Regions from separate parts of the Homo sapiens genome. Here regions 1 and 3 are each linked to region 2. A link is a contact called in ENCODE Hi-C or POLR2A ChIA-PET data. All regions are on one chromosome and are shown on one strand. Each heading gives the region's core, a stretch centred on a gene start or an enhancer-like site at or near the end of the contact. The rest is flanking DNA. Distances are from core to core; before and after follow the strand shown. Region 1 has its middle 27 kb from the start of FILNC1. Region 2 has its middle 62 kb from the start of FILNC1. Region 3 has its middle 120 kb from the start of FILNC1.

The links. Hi-C counts contacts between places; a loop is a spot of excess contacts on that map. ChIA-PET counts read pairs that join two places held with the same protein, here RNA polymerase II (POLR2A). Pooled maps may share reads with other maps.
Region 1: a loop to region 2 is called in a pooled map, with 2.3 times the contacts of the local background. The contact joins two enhancer-like sites. A Hi-C loop is called at or near these places in 1 of 168 maps with a recorded cell type or tissue (Caco-2) and 2 of 50 pooled maps. POLR2A ChIA-PET finds 5 or more read pairs at or near these places in 6 of 52 experiments (AG04450, BJ, HCT116 and 3 more).
Region 3: a loop to region 2 is called in a map of Caco-2, with 6 times the contacts of the local background. The contact joins two enhancer-like sites. A Hi-C loop is called at or near these places in 2 of 168 maps with a recorded cell type or tissue (Caco-2 and colonic mucosa), 1 of 37 single-sample maps with no recorded cell type and 2 of 50 pooled maps. POLR2A ChIA-PET finds 5 or more read pairs at or near these places in 1 of 52 experiments (Caco-2).

Annotation. Positions count from the first base shown.
Region 1 is chr6:139,742,009-139,746,019 of GRCh38, reverse strand. No RefSeq gene overlaps it. Among named protein-coding and RNA genes, the nearest start is that of FILNC1, 27 kb to the left of the region's middle. Within about 2 kb of position 2,244, at least 2 of the 41 ENCODE cell types and tissues checked have a DNase peak (open chromatin) inside an H3K27ac peak, as active enhancers do; they include Panc1, where a contact is called at or near this core.
Region 2 is chr6:139,707,305-139,711,259 of GRCh38, reverse strand. No RefSeq gene overlaps it. Among named protein-coding and RNA genes, the nearest start is that of FILNC1, 62 kb to the left of the region's middle. Within about 2 kb of position 2,224, at least 6 of the 41 ENCODE cell types and tissues checked have a DNase peak (open chromatin) inside an H3K27ac peak, as active enhancers do; they include Panc1, where a contact is called at or near this core.
Region 3 is chr6:139,653,745-139,657,676 of GRCh38, reverse strand. No RefSeq gene overlaps it. Among named protein-coding and RNA genes, the nearest start is that of FILNC1, 120 kb to the left of the region's middle. Within about 2 kb of position 1,401, at least 4 of the 41 ENCODE cell types and tissues checked have a DNase peak (open chromatin) inside an H3K27ac peak, as active enhancers do.

The DNA.
Region 1 (4,011 bases), core at 995-3,494, 35 kb before region 2:
AGTTCCAGCCCAGTACTAAGTCTTGTTGCAAACCAATAGAGACCCCCTGACACTGGACACAAATTGTCTTATGGTGGTTCTTGGTTATAGGTCTTCAGCCAGTTATTAATTCACATAAACTCACCATATTTTATTTCCATGTATTTCTATATGTATAACCCAATACTCCATTAAATTCTGCACTGAAGACTATAAAAATGCAACTAATTTACTTTGGCATGAATTGTTTTAATAAGTCAATGCTGATTTCTAATTATCACCACTTTCTATGTTCAATACTCACAGTCATGAAAACAAGCTGATAAGCTCAATACAATTTTCTAGAAAGTTTTTAAAAAATTGTATTAAGATCACTAGCTTCTTTTTTTTCTGCAGTCTACTTAAAAAAAACTGGAGCAATATTAACTTATATCTATTTTTCTAGGGTAAGGGGGAGACATTCCCCATTTTCCATAGCTTTCCATATTTTGGAGAACGAAACAGATTTTGCAAACCAAATATACAAAATTCCTATGTTATAAAAATGAAATTTTCTGTTTAGATACTTAACATGAGTTAAAGAAAGTGAATGTTTTCCTACCATAACATTACCAATCTTGGGCTTCAATTCCATCATACTGGTGATGTGAAGATCCTGGATAGAGAAGATTTATAAATACAGTCAATAATTATACATTCTCTGTGATATATTTTTAAGGTAACACTATCTGTGCCAGGACCAGGTCTCCATTACTGTACTTTCTCTGAATATTGCTTTTAAAATCATTTTTGTGTTAATCAGTATTTTTCACAAGACTCAGATCATTTCTAGCTTTATACTTGTTAAGAGCTTTGAGGTATTTTTGTTGTCATTTTTATTGGTCTGTGATAATGTGTCCTTCCTCCCGTCTTATTTATACACCCTTTTGAACTCTGGCATCAAGGATAAGTGAAGTCATACAAGTGAAAATATTTCTGGAAGCCAATGTTATTAGAGCCTTAAATTTAAGTGACATGGTCCGATCGGTAGAAGAACTTAGGGTTTGAAAATATTATAAAACATCGTAACATTAGCACATCCTTCTCTGCTTCCCTTCCTCCTGTTTTTCATTCCCTGTAATTCATGAATGATGACATTAAGAATTAATCTTCTAAACAGAGCCTATTAACCGAAATATTACAGTTGGAAGAGGGTATCTCTGTTTCTATAACCTAGACACTCACTCATCAGATGTTTGTAGACAGGGTCACTTTTATAATTGTCAGTTGGAAAGTCGGCATGCCTTTTTCAGAGGTGGACTAATTTGTTTTGAAAACCAGATTTTGGAAGAGTCAAACTATAGGGCAGAAGCGAATCATTTGCAGGGCTGGGAATATTATTTTCTCCCCTGGGACCACTTTTATTTGCTTGTCCTACATCTTCTTGAGTGTCATATGGGATTCAGTTCATCTTTCTTCTCTTGTGAAGAATCTATGTTGAAATTTCAGTATAAAGGGAGATCAGTAGGAATTCAGTTGCTTTAAACCCAGAAAGCCATTGATTTGCTTATTTAATCTTGTTCAGATCAGTGTTTTTTAGAAAACAAAACTAATAGTAAAAAGAGTTTCAAGAGGATATTTTTCCTAGACCAGATTTAAATGAAAAAAACTCTTTTTTATTATTCTTAAAAGACAATCCTCTTTGCCATACTGCATCCAAGAAGCCACAATTTCTTCCTCAGCTAAGACATCGTCATATCTGCTTTGACTTGTCTTACAACGAAGCAAGTATTTGCAAAAGGATTAAGAGTATTCAAGACATTGTAAGAAGCATGAGCAGCTCTCCCATCACAGGCATTGACTTTGACACCCAGTTCCCTGGACTGTGCTATTATAAGTGGTGCCTTTTTCAAAGCCCTTTTCCATATCCATGCACAGGTGGAGAGGGAGTTAGGGTCTACTGTCATTTCCATTTCCTGCTCCCTGAGAAGCCTCTCCTTCTATCTTTTAGTCTCAGATTGAAATAGAAGACTCCCAAGTAGTAAAAAGCTCATTAGCAGAGAAAATTTCTATTTCCAAGACAGAATCTGTTTATTTCATGAGAGAAGAAATTGATGGTAGTTAATGTCTAATGGAGGAAATTGTCCTTTGGACTGGGCTACACCAAGGCTACTATAGGAATGAATCATACACCGGACTCCTACTTTTTTATATCTGCATACCTTTACAATGTGTTGCCTTTTCCTGACTAAGCAGATTGCTCAATGTTAACAATGTGAAGGAATGAAAACAAAAATCTATCCAAGGACAACAAGTGCCTTGTAGCAAGTTTGTATTACCAATGCCCAACAATGGGTACTGAATGGCTAGCACATAATATGTTTGTGAAATTAATTCCTTTTTTGATTTATTTAGTTTCTACAGACAAGAAATGAGGGGGCATTGACAAGGCCTCTTGAAAAGTAAGGCACCAAGAAAATAAGATTACCTTCTGCCACTTAAACTCAAAAAAAAGCAAAATAGGTCAAAACAAACAAACTTGAATTCCCCAATGGCTCACAGCCTTGCAAATCTAGTGCTAGCTCTCTCACACATTATATAATTTTAAAGAATTTGTATAACTTCCTTGAGACTTTCTTTTTCCATGTGTAAAATTAAGAGGTTAATCTAAAATATCTTTAAGCTCCTTCTCAATTCAAGCATACCATGTATCCAAAGCAGCTCCCATAAATGTCTTGACAAGTATTGTCCAACAGTAATTTTTCTGGGGAGTCTCTCCCTTTGAAGAGAATACATATAGGAGGCCAACAATTTCAGGGTGTCATACATTTCAGAGTACTATACTTCCCACCTCATGGGCTCAGTAATCTTTTCTACTATTCCATTTATATGCCTGCCCTCCCCTTCTAAGCATTTGGTTCTTTTTATGAATCAATTGAAGAGTTCAGAGGGGTAAAGTAACCTGTCCAAAGTCATACAAAGTACCTAGGGATGAGGTCTAGATTTTTGTTTTGTTTTCTTTCCCAAGTTTCTCCTTGTGTTAAATGTGACCTTATTAAATGGTGTCATATTTATCACCATGACAAGACTTTTTGGGTTCCTGCTGGGCACACAGTAAGTTACCAGACCCCATGAGAATTTATGTGGCTTACAAAAGGCATGACTCCCACACATGAGCTTTCAATCTAAAATAATCCCATCTGTTCGACCTTTTGAGTACAGTATGTAAACATCTCTTTGTCCTTCACTAAGTAAATAGTACCACTATATTTCAATTTAAATAGTCTTTACAGATGAAGAAACAGAGTTTCAAAAGAAGTCAATTAATTTGTCCAAAACCATATGTCTAGAAATTACTAAGACTAGCACTAGAATGCAAGGTCTTCTTTCTTCTTGTTCAATTTATTTTGACCTAAACTATTTTACTTCTGAGCTGCATGGTACAGGGAAAAAAAATCAAAATCCTGTACAACTCAAAACCTTTTCTCTTATACATTAAAAACAGACTTCCCAAGTCTCAGAGATAACAGAGCCATTTTAAATCTAGCACAGTGAGTATCACAATCTCTCCTGGATAAAACAAACGGTAGACTTCAATCATTAACGAGCATCTTCTATGGTTAGGCAAAGAAAAAGCTAGGATCCCTGAGGATCACAAGACAGGGTAAGCCATGAGCCCTGCCCTCCATTTGGAGAGACAATGCAAATGGACTTTTAAAAGGACAACTTGTAGTGTAAGATAGTAAGTGAATAGAAAGTGGCAACTCTCCAGACTCACTAACACACATATTTATTATGTTCTATATTTAAGTTACTGAGTGTAACAATGACTGCTGAACTTCTTTTAACAGTGTTAAGTAATCCCTAAGAGAAGACTGAAGAAAGAACCAAACCGAGGCAGGCAGATCACTTGAGGTCAGGAGCTCGAGACCAGCCTGGCCAACATAGAGAAACCCTGTCTCTACTGAAAATAAAAAAATTACCTGGGTGTAGTGGTGGGTGCATCCCAGCTAGTCAGGAAGCTGAGGCAGGAGAATTGCTTGAGCCCAGGAG
Region 2 (3,955 bases), core at 975-3,474:
CATATTAACATAAGATGCTAATAATACAGTAAATAACTGGGTGCAGGGCTTATGGGAATCCTCTACACTATCTTCGCAAACTTTCTGTAAATCTAAGCCTATTCTAAATTTTTTAAATTATATTAAAAGTTTAAAAAAAGCTAATACCCGTCCCTTCTCTTTTCCTTTTCAATGTTAACCCCCAAAGGTTAGATTTTCTTCAAAGTGACTGGTAGTGTTACTAGTTCAAGTCTACATTTAGTTCAATTCTACAGAGAAAATATGTCACATATTGTTCTCCACGCAGGCTGAATGTTGTGGTGTCTGCCATTTCTCCTAATATGTTAAATTAAAAATATGAACCAGTCATAAGCATCTACTAATATTTGATGAAGGATGCTTTTTTTGTCCTTCCAAAAAGCCTAAAATTGGACTTGGAATCTCATACAGTCTTTCTAGTTAGAGTGATGACAAAAAAGAAACATCTGCACTGTGGCAGCCACAGGGCTGCTGTAGATCTTGGCCCTGGAGGTTGTCCTATTTTCAACCCCCTTCCTTGCTTCTACTCCACCCTGCAGATACTGCTGCCAAAGTGTTGATTGTGTGGGTGCATAGCTCAGTTTCACTCAGGATCTTATTGATAACTATGAAGCTGCAAAGACAGAGGTAGGCTAGAAGTGCATATTGTCCCTTAAGCAAATTATCAAGATACATGAAGTGCTCACATCAACTGGAAAGTCAAAAATAATGAATGTTGGTTTAAGAACTCTATTCCTATGTGCATTCAAGTACTTTTTTTTTTACTACTGTCAAAAGTCCTTACAATGCAGAGAATCAAATTTTTAAGAAATCCTACCAGACACAGAGACTTTAAAAAAATCTTCTGGTGTTATTTACATTCTATGACTTTCCAACAAACATAAAAAACGAAGGTCTTAGTCTGATCATCACCAAAGAAGAAGTGTTCTGTGTAACTGGCTTGAAAGTGGAATAATTTCAAAAGAAATAACAGGAACTAACAAATATTTATTGACTGCTTGCTATGTCCTTGGCATTCTTCTTGGCATGAGAATGTAAAGCAAGAGAAGCTATGATTTCTGTTTTCAATAAATTTGCAGTCCATTTGGACAGGTAGAATAAATAGGGCAAGTAAAACCATACAAGAATTATTGAGTTCTTCCTACTTCTTATTATACGAAGGGCATGGTATGCATTTTCCCCTTTAACATAACATGCAACATCCAACAGTCGGGAAAGGTATTATTCTACCCATTTTGCACATTAGGAAACTGAGGCTCACAGATGTGAAGATAATGACTCCAAGTCTAACAGCTAGTAAATTATAGACCTAGATTCAAACCCAAGACTATGATGCCAAACCCCAGGTGCTTATTAAGCACTGCACTATGGTACTCCAGTTTTTAAAGTCAAATTCAAGCACTCCTTTGCAAACATTTAATAGTCCCCCCAAAGCCAAAATAAAAATATAGGCATTTTCTGTGGCACATCTGATGTCCAGAGTAATGAATGGGTGTGGCCAAACAGTATTTATGACATGACATTTAGAATGACATTTCAAGGTCAAATGTTACCCAACTGTGCAGGACCATATTCAATTCTTGGATTATGAAAGTGCAGACCCAGTTTCTCAAGGTCTCTGGGATAAAGTTCAAATTAGGTTGTTTAACAGAGTGCAGTGCTTAATAAGCACCTGGGGTTTGTCATCACAGTCTTGGGTTTGAATCTAGGTCTATAATTTACTAGCTGTTAGACTTGGAGTCATTATCTTCACATCTGTAAGCCTCAGTTTCCTAATGTGCAAAATGGGTAGAATAATACCTTTCCAGACTGTTGGATGTTGCATGTTATGTTAAAGGGGAAAATGCATACCATGCCCTTCGTATAATAAGAAGTAGGAAGAACTCAATAATTCTTCTATGGTTTTATTTGCCCTGTTTATTCTACCTGTCCAAATGGACTGCAAATTTGTTGAAAACAGAAATCATAGGAGAAAAATAAGAACTAACTACAGACTTGCTAGCCAACACTTTGAAAGTGACCTGGTAATGAACGTCAGTTCTGCAGCATATGTGCTATAGCAGTCTTCTAGCGACCGACCCAGTGAGCTGGTAGCAAGAGCCCAGCATACTTGAAACTGCTGTGGCATTCAAGCTCCTCAACTATTCTGCACATTCCTGAAGCGTTACTATGATAAAGTGTTCACTGATGCACAGATAACAGCAAAGCCAGCAAGGGGGAAACACGACTTTTAGAACGACGTTTCAAGGTCAAATGTTACCCAACTGTGCAGGACCATATTCAATTCTTGGATTATAAAAGTGCAGACCCTGTTTCTCAAGGTCTCTGGGATAAAGTTCAAATTAGGTTGTTTAACAGAGGGCTCTTATCAGTTTTATGAGCAGCTTTCTCCAGAATTTAGCTAGCTCACTTGATAGCATAAGGCAAGAGGAATTTTCCAGCAGCAGACCCAGGCACCAAACAGTGACAAGAGCTGTGCTCTGTTCTGATACAGATTTAACATTTATCCCAGGAAGCTCTTCTCCAAGGAGTTTGGAGTATACAATTTTCTCTAAGACTCATTCAAACCCATTGGAAAATCCCCCTGAAGTGCCTCACCAAACTTCATCCTCTGTGACCCTTAATATAAAATAAAGAAGGCACTGGTTGGTACTCCCTAAAGGAAGTATGCCCAGACTAATGAATGGGTGTGACCAAACAGTATTTAAGAAGACTTTATACATGTTCTTCAACAATTGAACTTCTGCTGGACTGGAGCCAATCTGGACATGTTACCAATTTTGGCATCTGCTTGCCAGGAGTCTGTACTCTGATAGTGCAATGGGTTAACAAATTGAGACATTAATTTAGGTTTTGTTTATCCCTGCATTTTTTTTGTTCCTACCTACCACCATCCCATTCCAAAAAAAAAGGCAGTCAGGTGCTCTGTGCTGCTGGTCTCAGTGGAGATTTTTGTTACAGACATTTCCTGAAAACATCCCTGTCCTCTTCCTGTTCCTGTCTCCTTCCTGACTTTTGCACAGAAAGCCTGGATTCCTTGTGGGGATTAAGCTATGGTTCATGGAGAGGCAAGAAAATAGGTGGATGCTTTGGGAAGGAAAGGTAGGAAGCCACAGTGGGAAGCTCAATGTTTTCCTAGGAAGGGAATAGAATGGAAGGTCCCATTGGTGGTGAGGGTACATGTCTCACTTTCTTGCAGTACTTTGAAAGGTAGCAAAAAATTTCAAAAGATATGGCTGTGTGGTGAATCCAGAAAGCTAGATCCTAGGAACTAGCGCTCCCAGCTCAGGCAAACACCATTCATAGCCTACTTGGTATTGGGACAACGGAGCCATCCACATTTGAGGACCTGTTGGGCATGGACCACGAGGATATCAACAGCAACCCAACTTTTCAGGCAGCATTTTAGGTTTTTTTGATGACCCTAGAGTACTCAAAATGACTGAGACAGAATCTACTGCTCAATTGGCAGGAGATTTAATTTGATTTAGAAACACATGACTGTTCTCCCATACCTGAGTTCCTTCCAACTCTAACAATAATTTGAGCTTCAATATTCTTATGGTTCTATTCTGTGACTCTTCCCCCACACTACCTCTGCCTTCCTGAATGCCCCTATAACTCCTCTCCCTCCCCCCGCAACCCACACACAGTCACACACAGCTATACCTGTACCATTCTTGCTTGTGGTTGATAGAGGGATTTTTAATTTCCAATAAAAGAGAACAGTCACTCATAACTTTGATATAAAAACCATAAAGATTTATCTTCACTTAAATATGCAACTAGAAATGCCAAATAATTTGCCAATTCATTACCTTTTGAAGAGTATCCTGGAAAATTTGAGCTAAAATTAAGTGAAACTTTTGCCAAAAGGAACATTTGAATTTTGCTTTATTGAGCTATTACACTAAAATATTCTCTTCTTTAAAGTTTC
Region 3 (3,932 bases), core at 152-2,651, 53 kb after region 2:
CTTGTTCAAAATCACATGACCAATAAGATAATAAAATCAGGATTTCAAGTGTTGCGGATTCTGAAGAAATTACTTCTAGCCAGTAAGCAATAATATATCAAACACCAGAGTTCAAAATACCACACACCTATGTGCACCATCCACATACTTTTGTGCACATGTATGTACACACATCTAAACAATATATAAATGTCAGTTGTTTGGTATGTGAAATGCCTTTTTTTCCTTGATGTTTTATTCCCCAAACAGGCATAGCTGCTTTAGAATTATAATGGCTTCACTCTAGGAGACCCATGATACAAGGGACTGCGAAGACTCTAAAGGAGTTATTTCATTCCATAGGGACCATATTATGCATGTTATGAATGTTTAAGATAGAGTGCACAGTCTGTCATGTCAACTCTGATCTACTTCAATGACAGATTATTTTTCTTCCAGCACTAGTGGTTTAAATATATCAGCTACCAAAAAAGAGGACATTTTTCTTGGAGTTTAAACACACAAAAAAATCATGATAGAACCACACAACAGAATTCAAGTAGCATTAAAACTCTGACTTAAACCCACAAAAGCAAAGAAATGCAACATTTAGACAAACAATTCAATAAGCATCAAAGTCCTTAATTCACCCTGGATAGACAGTAGTAGTTACATGTAACACACACAAACTTACATTTGTGGAGTATTACTATGTGCAGGATACCATGCTGAATGTTATACATGAATTATCTCATTTACTCTTCACCATAAGCTTGTGAGATAAAAATGATGATTACTACTTTTTTCAGTATGAGAAAATTGAAGCTCAGAAAGGTAACATTAACTTGTTCAAGGGCACTCAGCTAGAAACAGACAGAGCTGGGGTTCCAACATAGGCTTCAGAAACTAAGCTCATAATTTCCACGTCTATGTACACATATAATGTATTTGCATTAAAGCAGAGAAACCAAATTTTAGCACTAGGAAAATTCAAATTTGCATGAGGCAAACATCAAAATGTCCAGAAGTCAATTTGTATGACAAAATATTCAAAAGGTGATATTCATTCATGAAACATATTCAGGCTTCTAAAAAATCTTTGCTAGACTCTCGCTTCACTAGATGATGACTTCAAATAACATTTGTCTATTTTTGCTTGAGGCTCTTGCTGAGACTAAAACAGTGGGGGGTGGGGGTGGAATGTTTTAAAAGGTTAAAGGAAGTATATTTTCTAGTATACTTTAACCTTTTTTAAAATGGAAAGCCATATTTGATCCATTTGTGTCCTAGATTTATGTTGGCAAACAGCTCTCGTCACTTGAGCCAACTCTAAGCAACCCATGCACCTTGAAATGAATCCTGAGATCGTGCCCAGAGAGCAGTGATTGATTAGCATTGTCTGTCATGGCAGGGGCGTGGCAGCATGCATGACCTGTATTTGACAGCCCTGCCCTAGACAAACAAATCCACCCCTCCTGAAACATACTCCAGAGAAGTCTGTGTCTACAAGCAGGCAAAGTAGAAGGGAGGGACAGAGGGAGGAAAGAGGGAAGAAAAGGAGAGAGGAAGGGAAAGGCAGGAGGGAAGGGAGGGAGAAAGGAAGGAAGGGAGAGAGGCAGAAAGGAAGAAAGGATGAAAGAAGGTAGGTAGAAGGAAGGAAGGAGGGAGGGAGGAAGGGGAGAGGGAAAGAAGGAAGACTTAGGATAACTATCTTGATAATTGGTTAAAGGATAAAGGAGTAAATTTTGACCTGAAATGTCCAGACTGATTAACTCCATGGATAAAACTGACTTGGTAATGGTTGAACTTCGCACATATTTTGTTTTTGTGTCACCTATCCATCAAATGTCTCCTTACTATCCCATATAAGCAGCACACCCACCCTTGCCACCATAACTGGACTCAACTATTTCCCTGTCCATATTTCCCTTCTCCTTTCCCTCTCTGTTGCTATAGTTCCTTAGTTTACATCATGCCTCCTTGACGAATCCTGCCACAGGTGGCCTAGGGCAAGATCTTAAAGGTTGTCTCTCAAGTGACCCCAGAAGGGCTTTATTGTGGTGATTTTACCACAATCCCCGGGGAGTCCTTAAAGCTCTACAGATGAGGACACGGAAGGTCGCCTAGCTGGTTAGTGACAAAACTGGCGATTTAAATTCAACTTTTCCACACTTCAGATGTGCCTGACTATCACTTCCTGACCTGCCCAATATAATCATTTTCTAGCAACTGGAATACTGGGTTTTATTCTCTAACCCACCCCTTTACTGTCTCTTTCTCTTTATTCACTGGCCTTTACATGTGAACAGACTGTCTCTCCACTGAGCCTGGGAAAGCTCTGTGGGCTGAATTCTTGGAGGAGCAGTGTGAGTTGGGAAAGAAAAGCAAGATTAGCCATCAGAAGATTGGGCCTCCAGTTCTGGCTCTGCCACATTCTAGCCAGGTAACCCCGGTTAAGTCATCTCTCTGAAACTGAGTTTCCTCATCCATAAAGCGGGGTGAATAATTACCCCTTCTATTGCCCAGGGTTGTTCTAAGGACCAGTAAGGTGTCGTGTTTGCAAGCAGTTGGTAATGTATTAAATACTATATGCCTGGAGGCACTGTTACATTCCCTTTATGCCCTGCACAGCCTTAGTTTCACAGAAGGGGCAGATCTGGCCTCCTGGACTTTTGTACTTCAGCCTCACAAATGCTATTACCTGAACAGACGTTACCCCAGAACAGACTGGGCTTTTCCTCAGGATCCCATTCCCACGTCCTCACTCCACAAAACTCTGCACAATGTAAATATGGCCACTGATACAATATTGGTGAGGCATTTATTTTGTTTTCTAGCCTTTGTCAGTGTTGACATTCGTAAAGAAGAGGGATTGTTTTAATACCGACTCAATACTGTGTGGTATATGATGAAACAGCACTGCTGCCGTTTACAACTTTATTCTGAAGAAAATGTAGTCCTGTACCTGCCAACATCTGAAAGCTATAAATAGTGAGAAAAATCGAGAAGCCCAAAAACTCCATTGAAGTGTATTGGATTTGGAGATTTTCTTGGATGGCCAGAATGGAAAAATATTTTGCTAAAAAATAGGGAGTGTTGCTCCGACTGGCATACAGGCTGAAGGTTTAGTTAGTATTTACTCAGCCTGTGGCAAGGGAACACTCGGCTGTTTATTTCAGTGGAGGGGATGTTGGTAGACGCTGTTTGTCTAGTCAGAAATGCCCTTTGAGACAGCAAGGCTACCTGTGACCAATTTTCAACTAAATTTATCTTTGGACTTTGTGTAAGTAATCCAGCCTTCACCAAATCCATTTGGTCTTCTGTGTCACCATGTCACGGAATCCTTACCAAAAATCTCCCAGCTTTGGCCCACAATGATGGCTTCTGATTATTCAGCCAAAGCTGAGTTTGAGACTGAAATGTGAGCTCTGGATAAGTAGACCGAGTTTTGTTTAATGTAGGAAATAGCTATCACTTATTAAATAAAATAGACTGATATTTAACCGGTCATTTTCAAACCTCTTTGCCCCTTGCTCCATAGAAGAATAAATAACACATACTATTATTGACCATTGATCATTGTAACTAGCTTCATTTCATGAAAGCAATTTATGTTTTACTTTATTTCTTACTTGAAAGTGCAGCTAAGGTTTTTAATAACTACTTTCATTGCCATTCTGACACTGACATGGTGAACGCTCGAAAAATGTATTATTTTTCACTCTCAAGCACTGCAAGTGTATGTTCTTTTGACAAAACACAATAGTTTAAAGGACAGAATGGCTGTAATAAAGGGCAAAAATGTGTTTCCCAAATTGTGATTAAATATCAATTACTCTTTGTTAATCAATTTTATTTATTTTCCTTGGCATTCATTTTCATGTGTAATCCCACAGTGTTTTGGGGGCATTGTTATCAAACTGCTCAGATTGAAAGATAGCTCTTTTGAGCCT